2 separate regions of the Mus musculus genome follow, and region 2 is linked to region 1. The links are chromatin contacts, found by Hi-C or POLR2A ChIA-PET in ENCODE. All regions are on one chromosome and are shown on one strand. The core of a region is the stretch at or near the end of the contact, and the rest is flanking DNA. Distances in the headings are between cores, read along the strand shown. Region 1 holds the start of Ppp2cb (protein phosphatase 2 (formerly 2A), catalytic subunit, beta isoform). Region 2 holds the start of Purg (purine-rich element binding protein G).

Region 1 (4,202 bases), core at 946-3,445:
AGGACAGCAGAGGATGCTATGCTAATGACTTATACAGGGCCCAGTTTCCCCGGAACCTACTGATGCTCAGTTCTTGGGGATGCTTTCCCTTTCCTAACAGACTATAACTTCTTCCCTGACCTCTGAACATTCTTTTTCTACTCTCTACTCCTCGCACCTTGTAGCTCCACTATGGAACATGCCTGCTTTCTGAGGCCTTACCTCAAAAGGTGTGATTTCCTCTCTTCCTCTTCTTCATCTCCCTCTTGGTCAAAATTGCCAAGATCTGCAGCCCTGCCTGTTGTTCTCTTAAACTCTGACAAACGGGTCCTTGAGCTTCCTTCTATTTACCAAAGCTTTCGTTAATAAGACAGAGAACGCACTCAAGGGAATCCTGAGTTCCCCAGGCATAGCCACACTTCACAGAGAAGGCATTTAGATGTGGAGGGGCATGCTGCTAACCTCAGCAACTCACAAAGCTGAGGCAAGACACTGCAGGTACCAGTGCAGCTTGTGGCACACAGTGAAAACTGCCTCGGGGTGGCAAGTGTGGGGGACCAAATTCCTGCCTCCTCTATAGCACTACTTAGTAAAACACTTTAGTCTCTCTTACTTACTGCCGATATTCACTCATAACTTATAAAGTCAGCTCCCAACCCTTGCACTGTAGTAGTGTTGCTGTACCACTGGGCAGCTGCTTTTCCCACTCCATCGTTGAGAGAGGTGTGGTAGGTAGCAGTGCCTGTAATCCCAGAATTTGGAAAGTGGAGACAGGAGGATTAGGAGTTCAAGGTCATCCTCAACTCCAGAGCAGGGAGCCAGCCTGGAATAAAAGAAACCTTGTCTTAAAATAAACAAGGTCTGCAGAGATGGCTGGGGGGCAGCGTACTTTGCCTACAAGCCTGAGTGTGATGCCCAGAGCCCACCTAAAACTGGAGATCATCTACTTCACAAAGTCCATGTACTCACACAACTGACAAGATTTTGTGCTTACTTATTTCAACTAATGACAAATCTGCAGCTAGAGGCAGTTTGGGGATTGCTTCAAGCTGAGAAATTGACAAAACCAACTCAGGAACCATGACGCTGTTGAGCACTTGCGAACAGCAGAAGCAGCCGTACATGTTTCAGACCCAGGAAATAGGGTCTGTGAGCACAGCTTTAAAGGTCTCGGTATCTAGCCCCTGTTATATAAAGATCACTAATTACAGCCAAGGCATCATAGTAGTCACAACAAAGAATGATAAGATGGAATGGCCACAGAAAAATTTAAAAATCATTTCATGGTTTAAAGAGATTAGCTGAGGTTAGGATAAACACAGCTTGGTGGTAGTGGTGCACACCTTTAACCCCAGCAGTTGGGAGGCAGAGGCAAGTGGATCTCTGAGTTCGAAGTCAGCCTGGTCAACAGAATGAGTTCCAGGACAGCCAAGGCTACACTGAGAAACCCTGTGTTGAAAAAAACCAAGAGAAGAAGAAAGAAGAAAGAAGGAAGAGGAGGGGAAGGAGAGGGGGAGGGGGGGGGGGAGGAGGAGGAGGAGGAGGAGGAGGAGGAGGAGGAGGAGGAGGAGGAGGAGAAGAAGAAGAAGAAGAAGAAGAAGAAGAAGAAGAAGAAGAAGAAGAAGAAGAAGAAGAAGAAGAAGAAGAAGAAGAAGAAGAAGAAGAAGAAGAAGAAGAAGAAGAAGAAGAAGAAAGAAAGAAAGAATGAAGAATGTGTGCTACTCTTACAGATGCCCTAAATTTGGTTTCTAGCACCATATACCACCAACTCCAGCTCCTGGAGAGCCAATACTCTCTTCTGTCCTCCCAAGGCACCTGTACACACGTGACATAAACGTAAATACATCCTTTGTTAAAAGTTATCTTTCTGATATAGACAGAAAGGGTCTGAGATTCAAGGCTACGCAATGAATTACTGCTAAGAGTAGAAATTTACTCAATAAATATTTAGTGCATGCTCTAGGGTAGTGAAAGGTTGAGGGAAAAGCCCAACAGTCTCAATGCCCTGTGCGGAGAGAGGTCCAAGGCGAGAACCGGATTCCCCAAGGGCAGAGTGGGCAGGAGGACCGGGGGAAGGATGCAAGGGGACCGTTTCTCCGCCGGGCCGCGCGAGGGCGCTGCTCCCCTCCTCGTGCGCCGGGCCCGGCGGCGCCGCCCACTCGCCTTTTCCCGGCGGAAATGCCGGGGCGATGACGGAAACCCGGAGGGAGGGAAGAGAAAGAGCGAGAGGGCCGTGGCCAGAGCGCGGAGAGGCCTGCGGGTGGCAGCGGGCGGGCGGGCGCCGTCGGGCCGGAGCCGAGCCGAGCTGCGCCGCGCTCTGCGCTCCGAGCCGTAAGCCCTTCGCCGCGCCCCAGGCGCGTGGCCGGGGCCGGGCGGGGCGGGCGCTCCCGGAGGCCGGGGCCCGCGGCTGCCCGCTGGGCTTGGGCGGGGCGCGGGCTGCGCGCTCCGCGGCTCGGTGGTCCCGCCGGGGGCCGGCGGCGGGGGAGGCGGCGGGGACGCGCGGCTCGCCGCCATGGACGACAAGGCGTTCACCAAGGAGCTGGACCAGTGGGTGGAGCAGCTGAACGAGTGTAAGCAGCTGAACGAGAACCAAGTGCGGACGCTGTGCGAGAAGGTAGGCGGCCCGCCGCGGAGGCGCGCGCAGGGGTCGGGGGGGGAAACGGGCCCTGGCCCCCGGCTGGAGTAGGGGACGGGGTGCGGGACCCCACCCCACGCCCCGAAAACCAGGCTGCTGCAGTCCCCGGGCTCCACGGACAACTGCCCTGAAAGTCGTTAACACCGAGCGGTGGTTAGTGTGGCGTCGATCGCTCGCAGGTGATCCACGGAGTGCAAGGAGCTTTTGTTTGCACACTAGTGGGCGTGATGGCAGGCCGAGCCTTCTCCCAGCCTGGGTTTGGCGGAGGCAGATGACTGAAGGCTGGTCTGGGCGGCCGAGTGGCTATGGAGAGGGACGTCTTTTTCAGGAAGAAGACAGCAGGTGCTGAATTTGGAAACGGTGCTTACTGGCAACGTTAACTGGGATAGGTGCTATTTAGAACCGGCCACGTTACAGAAAGTTACTTCCTTTTTTTTTTTTTTAACCCTGTGTATCCCTCCCGACCCCACGCTATAGCTTGCAGGTAATGGATTAGGTAATCCCTTTTTGATCGTGTCTTCTCAGCTTTCAGACATGTGTGTGTATCTATTGGTTTATTAACCGCTAGGTTTTTGGGTTTTTTTTTTTTTTTTTTTTTTTTGCTTATATCATCTTATTTAGAGTCTTTTTTTTTTTCATTCCTCTTTTTTATTGTGGGCTAACTCGCTTCCCCATGTTCAAGAGCCCTGCGAGAGAGTAACGGAGCTAAGTATTCAAGTCAGAGTCTACATTTTTTTCCCCAGAAGTTAGGATCCTACCAAAGGATTTTGTTTATCCGTCTGATAACAGGCACTCCTTACTTGGGGTGGGGAGTGATAGATGGCTCTTGGTGCGCTTTTCAAGTTGACCAGGGCCTTTGTGGGTTGAATAAGTACTTAGCACAGGAGAGTTTCTTTCTTCTAGTAGAGCCGTGAAGAAAAGGGTGTTTCCCTCAGAAACTGTTTGTGTATCGTCTCAGTTAGCTTTTATTTATCTTGTGTGATAACCTGTAATTTCGTTAAGTCTTAAAGGTAACCTTTTAGGTGATCTCTCTCAAGCTGGAGCACCACTGGGCTGTCCAGTTTGGAAATTGAGTCAGTCAACCTTATTGTAGTTGTGACATCCAACCTATAAACCAAGAGGTGGCGAATCCGGCTAGGTGTTTCCATTTGACTTTCTGATAATTTTAGGATCCACTCTTACAGAAGGTTGTACCATGGCTTTGAAGTATCACACTGAAGTCTTAAACTCTTAGGAAGGTTTGTGAGTCTTTTAAAGTTTTTTTTTTTTTAAACTCCACTTCTAAGTAAACTGGATTACCAGTTATCCCGTGTTTTTGAGCTTACATCCTAGGCTGTGGGTCTCTTTTCTTTGCTTATCTCCACAAATTCAGTGTCACCCACTGCTTTGTCCTCTAGCCCAGAGGATGGAGTTGCCAGTGGGAGAAATAGCTGGCTTCCTGGCCTGTGCATGACCCTGGTATGCCCATGCGGGTATGTGCCTACGGGTGCATGTGTCCCTGTTTTCTTCCACCTGGTGGTCTGGTCCCATTTTATAATAGGTTTGAAGATTTATTCATTTTTAATCGTATGTCTGTGTGATTAGTGTT
Region 2 (4,202 bases), core at 665-3,164, 210 kb before region 1:
GAAGAGCAAGTTCTGGAAGTAGGGCTAGGGTGTGCGCAGTAAAAGAATAGGTATTTATAGCATGGGCAATGCCCAGCATCCAAAAACAGACAAACAAGAACCCAAATCAACAACAAAGAACGTGGTAGCAGTAGATAGCGGCGACATTTGCACATGCAGAGTGTAATTTATTATCACTGAACTGTACTTAAAATTATTAAACTGGCAAATTATAGTGTGTGTGTGTGTGTGTGTGTGTGTGTGTGTGTGTGTGTGTGTTTCCCTGAAAACTCGACCAGAGCTTCCCAACACTTCAGGATGACACACCAGATTCCTAACATAGTCATGAATCCTGCATAATCTCTCTGATCTCTAAGAGCAGGCCCCTTTTCTCTACCCTAAAGGCCTTTCTAGGTTACTCTTACTCCAAGCAGCCTCCTTCAGGCTTGCACTTTCTTTCCTGTCCCATAGACACTTCCTTCACAGTGAGGACCTATTGGGAATTGTACCTCCCAACACCCACTGGCCCTCACCCGTCTTTCTTTCATTTTCACTTTGTCAATACTGCACTTGGCATTTTGTGTATCTCTTTCCGCTAAATTGTGAGCTCAAAAATGGGTAAATTTTCTGTTTCATTCATTTTGTTATCTCAGCAGCGCTCAACAATTATATGCTGAATTAGCAGAGCTGGGATGCCATTCAATTGAAGAGCGCTGTATCAAGCAGGTGAGTGGTCCCAGTCTGGGGTTCCATCCTCAAAGCAAGAGGAGACACAGGGGACAACTAGTATACAACGACATCGAGTACCAAACTGCCCTATACGCCGCAGGCTTTGCATACAATCTCTAATAAAAGATCAAGAGGGCATGACAGGGTAGGCCGTACTCTCTTGAGTTCGAGGACAGCCTGGGCTAAAAGTGTGAGGGGCTACAGAAGAGAAGCCGGGTCTCAATAAAACCAAAGGGAAAAATAAGGCTGAAATTTGTTATTTGGGGACTCTGGATTAGCATCCTAAAGAGTTTTTTGCTCTCCAGGTTTTTACATATCAGGTCTATGGGAGAACGAGTCATATTCAACAAGACCAAATGCTCATTAGTACAATGACTTAACCTTAAGAGGTCCAAAACAATTTGCTCAGTAGTGGAAAGTCGGTTGCCTCCCCGGACTCAGTTACCTCTGCCTCCGAAGCGCTATAAACAGCAGCTGGGGCGGAAGAGGCGGGAAAGCCCACTGACGGGACCAGAGGAGGCCTGTGGCTCCGAGGCCCCTTTCCAGGGGATCTGAAGGAGAAAGGAGGCAAGGCTCCCTTTCCAAGAATCTCCCCAACACAACCCCAAGAGAAAGCCTCGTGGGAGAGAGAAACAAGCGTCCGAGATGCGTAGATATAGCCCAGGGTACGCAAAGGGGAGAGGCAAAAGCGGGGAAGGCACGTTACCCTGAGAAGAGCCAGATCTAAGGGTCTTCTCCTCCAGCAGGATGATTTATGGAGGACTGAGAACCAAAGCCCAGGACCCAGGCATCGAGAGAGGCCTCACATTTACTAACTTTATACCAACGGGCGCCTCGGTGCACTTCTGGTCTGGCGACTGCCCTTCCCTGCACTCCGCCCGCGGCCCCGCCCAACCTCTCCCAGCCGCGCCGCCCTCCCACCCACCGCAGCCACCCCGCGCAGCACGCATGCTCAGAGCTGACGGCCGCTGGGCACGCTGGGAAATGTAGTCTCAACGCAGGTGCGGGTGAGTCGCGGGAAATCACAACCCTCCCGCCACCTCTCCTGCCGGCTCTCTCGCACGCCGGGTCCCCGCGCGCTGTCTGCCGTCAGGGCGCGCCCGGAGGCAGAGCCCGAGTCCCCCGTCTTTCCGCTAGCGCGGCTGGGGAGGCGGGGTCCCAAGCCCGGCCCCTCAGGCAGCTCCCCGCCTCCCTCCCGCCCTCCCCGCGGCGTCGGGCCGGTGCCCGAATCCAGGCAGCGGCCGCAGGAGGCGCGGCGGCGGCGGTGGGCGCCGCAGGCGATGCCCCTGCCCCGCTGCTCCGGCGGGGGGCAGAGCGCGCGGCGGCGGCGGCGGCGGCGGGGAAGGAGGCGGGGGGCGGCGGCGGAGGGGCCGAGAGCTGGCGGCGGCGGCGGCGGTGGTCGTGAAGGGCATCGGTGACGGAGATGATGTGAGTGTCGGCTGGCTGGGACCCCCGGGGCTGCCGAGCCGGAGCTGGGCGGCTGGCAGCGTACGGGAATCGGAGCGGGAGGCCTGGGGCGGCAGAGGGGATGCTGTGTGCGCGGTGCGGAGCCGGCCGAGGCCGGAGCGCGAGAGCCGGGCCAGAGTAGGGGTTCCGGGCGGCGGCAGCGGGGGCAGTGCGGACCCAGGGGCGTCTGCGATTGTTCTCAACACCCCTCCCCCATCCCACCCCGTGTGTCTGTTTGTCACTTGCAGCTGAAGATGGAAAGAGCCAGGCGAAGGGGAGGCGGCGGCAGCGGCGGCGGCCGTGGCCGCGGAGGCAAGAATGTAGGGGGCCCTGGCCTAAGCAAGAGTAGACTCTATCCCCAGGCCCAGCATTCTCACTACCCCCACTACTCCGCGTCAGCCACCCCTAATCAGTCTGGGGGCACATCCGAAATCCAGGAGCTAGCCTCCAAACGTGTGGACATCCAGAAAAAGAGGTTTTACCTAGACGTGAAGCAGAGCTCCCGGGGCCGCTTCCTAAAGATAGCCGAAGTCTGGATAGGGAGAGGCCGGCAGGACAATATCAGAAAGAGTAAACTGACCCTCTCCCTGTCGGTAGCAGCAGAGCTGAAGGACTGTCTAGGCGACTTCATCGAGCACTATGCCCATCTGGGCCTGAAAGGCCACAGACAGGAGCATGGCCAGAGCAAAGAGCAAGTCTCCAGGAGGCGGCAGAAGCACTCTGCACCCTCCCCACCGGTGTCAGTGGGGTCAGAAGAGCATCCTCACAGTGTCCTCAAAACGGACTATATAGAGAGGGACAATAGGAAATACTACCTGGACCTAAAGGAAAACCAACGAGGTCGCTTCCTAAGGATTAGACAAACCATGATGCGGGGCACTGGCATGATCGGTTACTTTGGCCACAGTTTGGGCCAGGATCAGACTATTGTCCTCCCAGCACAAGGTATGATTGAATTTCGTGATGCCTTGGTTCAGCTGATTGAAGACTACGGCGAAGGAGACATAGAAGAACGAAGGTGTGGAGACGACGACCCACTTGAACTCCCAGAGGGGACCTCTTTCAGAGTGGACAATAAAAGGTTCTACTTTGATGTGGGCTCTAATAAATATGGAATTTTCCTGAAGGTAAGTGAGGTGAGACCGCCTTACCGTAATACTATTACTGTTCCGTTCAAAGCTTGGACAAGGTTTGGGGAGAATTTTATCAAGTATGAAGAAGAGATGAGGAAAATTTGCAACAGCCATAAGGAAAAGAGAATGGATGGCCGTCGGGCCAGTGGTGAAGAACAAGAATGCCTGGACTAGCGTGAAATTGAACTCCAGCAGGCAGAATTTAGAAATCAGTAATTGGCTAAACGTACTGATCCGTAATCATGATCATTTGAAGAAGTTTCTCCTCTTTTGGGCCCTCTGTTATTAGTAATACCTCTAATAGTTTATACTTAAAAGGAGTCTGATTCTCATGTTATGTTATACATAGATCACTATAATTCTCATGGGAATTCCAACCTCCCCAGAGCCAAATAGTTTAGCTGCTTCAACTGCTCCAGACTATTGAAGTATGCAGATCAGCACAGAGTGTGACATTCTGACCTTTAATCACGATAACTTAAGATTTACATTGCACTATGACAGAATCTTGAAAATGATGATACATAGACTTAATACAAAAGTGTGAATTTCTATTTAACAAATCCCACCCCCAAAGAAAGTCCCATACTTTGTTAAAAGTTCGTACTTTGTTAAAAAGTTGCAAAGTTTACCTGTAGGACCATTACCACAGAAACAGAGATTGACCTCAAGTGTAGTATATTTCTTTATGAAAGTACTAGTAGGAATATATTCTCATTGGGTAACTGAGTATTAACTAGTACCACTAAAATACAAATATTATTAGACAATTAGACCTTTGAAATACAATGTCATATTCCTTAGCAGTTACTACTATATACAGAATTCTATAATTTCAAATTTTGTGGTAACCCTACAGTTTTAGTTGCCATATCAAAGCCACGGAAGAGTTTTAATTCATTATTCTAGCTAATT

The links. A loop is a pair of places that touch in the nucleus more often than their neighbours do. ChIA-PET counts read pairs that join two places held with the same protein, here RNA polymerase II (POLR2A).
Region 2: a map of left cerebral cortex shows a loop between it and region 1 (9-fold over the local background). The contact joins the promoter of Purg here to the promoter of Ppp2cb in region 1. A Hi-C loop is called at or near these places in 14 of 37 maps with a recorded cell type or tissue (adrenal gland, gastrocnemius, heart and 1 more). POLR2A ChIA-PET finds 5 or more read pairs at or near these places in 2 of 5 experiments (Patski and embryonic stem cell).

What each region holds. Positions count from the first base shown.
Region 1 is chr8:33,597,426-33,601,627 of GRCm38, forward strand. Ppp2cb (protein phosphatase 2 (formerly 2A), catalytic subunit, beta isoform) reads left to right here and starts at 2,196. Exons shown (of 7, transcript NM_017374.3): 1 at 2,196-2,593. The coding sequence starts at 2,492.
Region 2 is chr8:33,383,928-33,388,129 of GRCm38, forward strand. It overlaps Purg (purine-rich element binding protein G), which reads left to right and starts at 1,915. Exons shown (of 2, transcript NM_001382855.1): 1 at 1,915-2,136; 2 at 2,403-4,202. The coding sequence starts at 2,409. The coding sequence ends at 3,461. Wrn (Werner syndrome RecQ like helicase) reads right to left here and starts at 1,600. Exons shown (of 34, transcript NM_011721.4): 1 at 1,415-1,600.